Regions from separate parts of the Homo sapiens genome. Here region 2 is linked to region 1. Evidence: read pairs that join two places in POLR2A ChIA-PET (ENCODE). Cell type or tissue: A673. All regions are shown on one strand. Each heading gives the region's core, and the rest is flanking DNA. Links, peaks and the distances in the headings are about the cores only.

Region 1 (2,919 bases), core at 151-2,650:
TTTTTTTCGAGACACAGTCTCGCTCTGTTGGCCAGGCGGGAATGCAGTAGCATGGTCTCCGCTCACTTCAACTTTCGCCTCCCAGGTTCAAGCGATTCTCCTGCCTCAGCCTCCTGAGTAGCTGGGACTACAGGCGCCCGCCACCACGCCCAGCTAATTTTGGTATTTATAGTAGAGACAGGATTTCACTATGTTGGCCAGGCTGGTCTCGAACTCCTGACCTCGTGATCCACCCATCTCGGCCTCCCAAAGTGCTGGGATTACAGGCATGAGCCACTGAACCCAGCCACACCTCTCTAATTTTTTTTTTTTTTTTGAGACGGAGTCTCGCTCTGTCGACCAAGCTGGAGTGCAGTGGTGTAATCTCGGCTCACTGCAAGCTCCGCCTCCCGGGTTCATGCCATTCTCCTGCCTCAGCCTCCAGAGTAGCTGGGACTACAGGCGCCCACCACCTCGCCTGGCTAATTTTTTTGTATTTTTAGTAGAGACGGGGTTTCACCATGTGAGCCAGCATGGTCTTTGGGAGGTGGGCCTCCCAAAGTTATGGGATTACAGGCGTGAGCCACCGCGCCTGGCACACCTGGCTAATTTTTTTTTTTTTTTTTTCCTGAGACAGGGCCTTGCTCTGTCACCAGGCTGGAGTGCACTGGCGCGATCTTGGCTCACTGCAACCTCCGCCTCCTGGGTTCAAGTCATTCTCTTGCCTCAGCCTCTCGAGTAGCTGGGATTACAGGCGCCCACCACCACGCCTAGCTAATTTTTGTATTTTTAGTGGAGACGAGGTTTCACCATGTTGGCCAGGATGGTCTTGATCACCTAAACTCATGATCCGCCCGCCTCGGCCTCCCAAAATGCTGGGATTACAGGCGTGAGCCACCGCACCCAGCCACACCTGGCTAATTTTTGTATTTTTAGTAGAGACAGTTTTGCCATGTTGGCCAGGCTGGTCTCAAACTCCTGGCCTCATGTGATCCACCCATCTAAGCCTCCCAAAGTGCTGGTATTACAAGCATGGGCCACCGTGCCTGGCCTCTCTCAATTCTGCCTCTAATGTGGATGTGATATCTGGAGCTACTGTAGCCATCTTGCAATTATGAGACATGAACAAAGCTAAATGTTAACTTGCTAAGGATAGTAATGCAGACAGAGATTAGTTTTTCAATGTCGTCACTGAGAAGCTGCATCAATATCAGCACCACCTAGTGGACTACTCCCATAAATTTTAATCCACTGCAGTCAGATTTTCTGCATTTTCCAGCCAGATCTATCACCAAATAATTTTAATATATCACAGGCTTATTGTGAATATTCACTGAAGTTAATATACAAATCATGTGGCATATAGCAGATCCTCAATAAATGATGGTTCTCTTCACATCTCATTTCACAGAAAATTGCTATCATTCCCGTTATGGTGAGTATTAACATTTTGCACAAGCTCCTTTTAAGAATAAGTCCCCCAGCTGGGCCGGGCGCAGTGGCTGATACCTGCAATCCCAGCACTTTGGGAGGCTCATGGATCACAAGGTCAAGAGATTGAGACCATCCTGGACAACGTGGTGAAACCCTGTCTCTGCTAAAACTACAAAAATTAGCTGGGCATGGTGGTGCCTGTAGTCCCAGCTACTTGGGACACTGAGGCAGGAGAATTGCTTGAACCCGGGAGGTGGAGGATGCAGTGAGGCGAGAGTGCACCACTGCACTCCAGCCTGGCAACAGAGCGAGACTCCATCTAAAAAGAAAAAAACAAAGAGTAAGTCCCTCAGCTGGAATATTTTTTAAGGGTTATCTCTAGTTTCACTCTAATTTTAAGTTTATTTATTTATTTTATTATTATTATTATTATTTTGAGTCAGAGTGTCACACTGTGGCCCACCTAGAGTGCAGTGGCATGATCTCGGCTCACTGTAACCTCTGCCTCACAGGTTCAAGGGGTTCTCCTGCCTCAGCCTCCCAAGTAGCTGGGATTACAGGCGCATGGCACCCCACCTGGCTATTTTTTTTTTTTTTTCCGAGACAGAGTCTTGCTCTGTTGCCCAAGCTGGAATGCAGTGGCCTGATCTCGGCTCACTGCAAACTTCGCCTCCTGCGTTCAAGCGATTCTCCTGCCTCAGCCTCCCAAGTAGCTGGGATTACAGGCCTGCGCCACCATGCCCAGCTAATTTTTGTATTTTTAGTAGAGACGGGGTTTCACCACGTTGGCCAGGCTGGTCTCGAACTCCTGACCTTGTAATCCGCCTGCCTTGGCCTCCCAAAGTGTTGGGATTACAGGTGTGAGCCACCACACCTGGCCTGATTTTAAGTTTCTAAGACCTCAGAAAGACTAGGAAAGGGAAGGAATAGAAATAATTCTAGTTTAGCAGGAGCCTGAGTATGAAAAGATCAGAGGTGATCGTCAAGCAAATTGGAGATAACACACTCTCTCTAGTAACTACTAATGAAAGTCTCCTTCTGCATTCCCTTTCTGGGTTGCTTGCCATGGTTTCTCATGCCTGCCTAAGACTGACTTCAGGCGTGAAGATAAATGTATGTATGTATATGTACTTACTAATGCAAAAAAGGATTATACCATTAAATCAACTACTGTCAAATTACCACATTTCATCACATATAGGCTATAATTATGGCAAGTCTAAGCTAATCTTTTTTTCCTGCTTCCCACAATAATCTAGCTTCGTCTACTTCCCTACTACTTATATACTAATATATACTTATATACTAATGTATATGCCAACATATACATAATAAACTGAATTTTTGAAGGGATATTTTCATGAACATATTATAGAAATAACCATTTGGGGGCCACTTTAATTAGCCTCAGTAAGATTTAAGCTACCTATTGCAAAAAAAAATTATATTGTGTGTCTGGAAAATGTTTTTAAAATTCACCTAATGTTTGAACTATTGATTCATTAG
Region 2 (2,919 bases), core at 127-2,626, 150 kb before region 1:
TTTACAATTTTAATAGAGCAGTGCAGATGAGAATATAGTTGAGGACTGAATGAGAAGATATAAATTGTATAAGTAAATGTGAAAAGTTTGACAATAAAGGTAAAGAAGGAGATTGACTTGTGGCTAGAATGAGAATCATAGTTGAGAGAAAATTGGTAACAGGATATTTTTAGGAGAGAAGATATTTAAACATGTTTTTACTGGCTAAGTAGAAGTCAGTGCTCAGTAAGGTGGAAGAAATTACAGATACAAGAAGGAAAATGGCTATGACTGAGAAAGATTCCTGTTTAAGACAATATTAAGAACATACATAGCAATCTGTTGTCTGTGTTAAAAGAAAGCAGGTGCAAATATAACTAAACTCTCTTCCTCTCCCTTTCCCTGACCCTCTCCCACTGTGTAAATTTTCCCCTTTTCTCTTCCCCTTCCCTCTCCCTCTCTGAATTAGAAGAATAAACCTCTGAGAATGACGAAGACACTAGCTTAAGGACAGGGGTGAGAGTATAGGAACACATAAGTAAATAGAACATAGAATTGCTAAGTAGTACTTAAGCCCAGCTAAAGTTGAAAAACACAGATCTTTGTTGTTGCAAATCCACACAGTTATGGCATTAGAAAAATAGAAAGATTCAGTTTAGAAGTTGTCAAGACAAAGTTAAGCAAGGCTATAGACTTAATTAGTAAAATACAGCATGTAATTTATACATAAGAGCTAAATTTTTTCTAACTTTTTTTAAATGAGAAATAAGAATCTCTGGAACTTTTCTCCACAGGCATACACACACACACACACACACACACACACACACAAAGGTATGGGGGGATTTGGTGCTAAGTTAGAAAATTTTTAAAACGTTTAAAGCAAACTGTTAAATTTTGTAAATTCAGCACAATATGAATTTAACTCCAACCCACAATTCATTGAAAGATTTATAACAGGCCAATAATGCGCAGAAGGATTATTCACATACTCAAACAAAAATTATAAATTTACTATGATAGATTTTTATTAAAGTATGTATAACTAAATGTTGAAAGGTCTAGTCTCAGAAATTTTTATTAAGAAATAAATTTCTCACCCATTATGTTCTTGTATTTATTCTATTATTAATGATACATATATTAAACTACATCTTCAATCTTCCTGTTTCTTTTTTAATTCTATTTAATCTAGTGATATGATTTTTAACAGTCCTCCTGTAGGTCAGGCTACTTACTTTATATATTTGAGGAGCAAAAGGGGAAAGGCAGAGGCAGCAAGCACTTAAAATAAAATATGCAATAATTTCTCAAAACCAGATCAAAGTACATTATTTCTCATGTCTCAAAACCCTAGGCAATCAGAGGATCAAATTCTTTTTCGGTACCTTCTCCAGTAGAAGAAGAATACCAAATTCAATCCTTTGTTCCCAACTTATTTATTTCATCAGCTCTTCCCACCAACATTTTTAAGGATATCTCATTCTAATAGCATTCTGCCAATTCAGCTAAGCTTCCTTTGTTTCTATGGGAAAGCACTGAAGTGTACAACTTTCTTTTGACCTCTGCTAAAGAGATTGCTTTTCATTTCCTTGTACCTAAAGAACTACTAACAAGGGTCAAAAATAATGAATTCAGAGCTAATTCTCAGCATTTGTAAATTTACCTATAGTAAATTCTTGATTGAAATGTCTCTTTCTTTTGAGTTTTTATTACATCTAAGATGATTAATACTAAAAACATTCATTCTATGTCAGTGACAGAGGGAAATAACTGTCTACAATGTCTTTGTTTAAAAATAAGTTAACAGCTATGTGTGGTGGCTCACGCCTGTAATCCCAGCACTTTGGGAGACTGAAGCGGGCAGATCTCAAGGTCAGGAGTTCAAGAGCAGCCTGGCCAACATAGTGAAACTCCATGTCTACTAAAAATATGAAAATTAGCTAGGCATGGTGGTGCGTGCCTGTAGTCCTGGCTACTCGGGAGGCTGAGGCAGGAGAATCACTTGAACCCAGGAGGTGGAGGTTGCAGTGAGCCAAGATTGTGCCACTGCACTCCAGCTTGGGCAACAAAGTAAGACTTTGTCTCAAAAAAATAATAAGTTAACAAGAGACTGTTTTTAAGAACAGTGCTAGACAAGAGACTTAAGAGACATAAAACCTAGATGTAATAAATGCAAACTTCTGGATTGGACTTTTGTGTGTGTGTTTTTGTGTATATGTGTGCAAATCAAAAAGATCTGTAAGGATGTATGCTGAGGTGATAACAGCAGTAATCTCTGGGTGATTTTCTTCTTTAGTTATTTTCTATGTTCTGCTATGCACACACATTGTTTGGTAATAATAAAAATAACAATAACAGTAAGCTAGGCACAGTGGCACATGCCTATAGTCCCAGCTATTCAGGAGGCTGAGGCAGGAGGATCCTTTGAGTCCAGGAGTTAAGAGGCCAGACTGGGCAATATTCAGAGACTCCTTCTCTTAAAAAAGAAGTAACAATTTTTGTTACACTAAAAGTTTTGTTTGTTTGTTTGTTGTTTTTTTGAGACAGTCTTGCTTTGTCACCCAGGCTGGAGTGTAGTGGCACGATCTCGGCTCATTGCAACCTTCGCCTGCCAGGTTCAAGCGATTCTTGTGCCTCAGCCTCCCGAGTAGCTGGGACTACAGGCACACGCCACCATGCCAGGCTAATTTTTGCATTTTTTAGTAGAGACGGGGTTTCGCCATGTTGGCCAGGCTGGCCTTGAACTCCTGACTTCAGGTGATCCCCCTGTCTCGGCTTCCCAGAGTGCTGGGATTACTGGTGTGAGGAGTATTATTATAATATATTTCAATCATTATCTTACAATACCTTTAATCACGTAGGCATCATCTTATAGAAAGATTTCAGTGGGTCAATTTAACATGCAATTTATAAATATAAATACAAAAATAGTTGTAT

Evidence for each region. Peaks named below come from ENCODE experiments on the same cell type or tissue, not always from the same donor. Only the 100,000 strongest peaks of a DNase experiment are listed, where the experiment ranks them.
Region 2: POLR2A ChIA-PET joins it to region 1 with 5 read pairs; 4 of 35 experiments call an interaction of 5 or more read pairs at or near these places.

Annotation. Positions count from the first base shown.
Region 1 is chr11:86,993,786-86,996,704 of GRCh38, reverse strand. All of the region lies in intron 2 of FZD4-DT (FZD4 divergent transcript), which reads right to left. Among named protein-coding and RNA genes, the nearest start is that of FZD4-DT, 40 kb to the right of the region's middle. In A673, for the core only: a CTCF peak has its summit at 1,212 (motif pointing left); DNase peaks (open chromatin) are centred at 1,174 and 2,544.
Region 2 is chr11:87,146,924-87,149,842 of GRCh38, reverse strand. All of the region lies in intron 4 of TMEM135 (transmembrane protein 135), which reads right to left. Among named protein-coding and RNA genes, the nearest start is that of TMEM135, 110 kb to the right of the region's middle. In A673, for the core only: no CTCF peak of the experiment used is centred there; a DNase peak (open chromatin) is centred at 1,522; H3K27ac peaks cover 1,614 bases.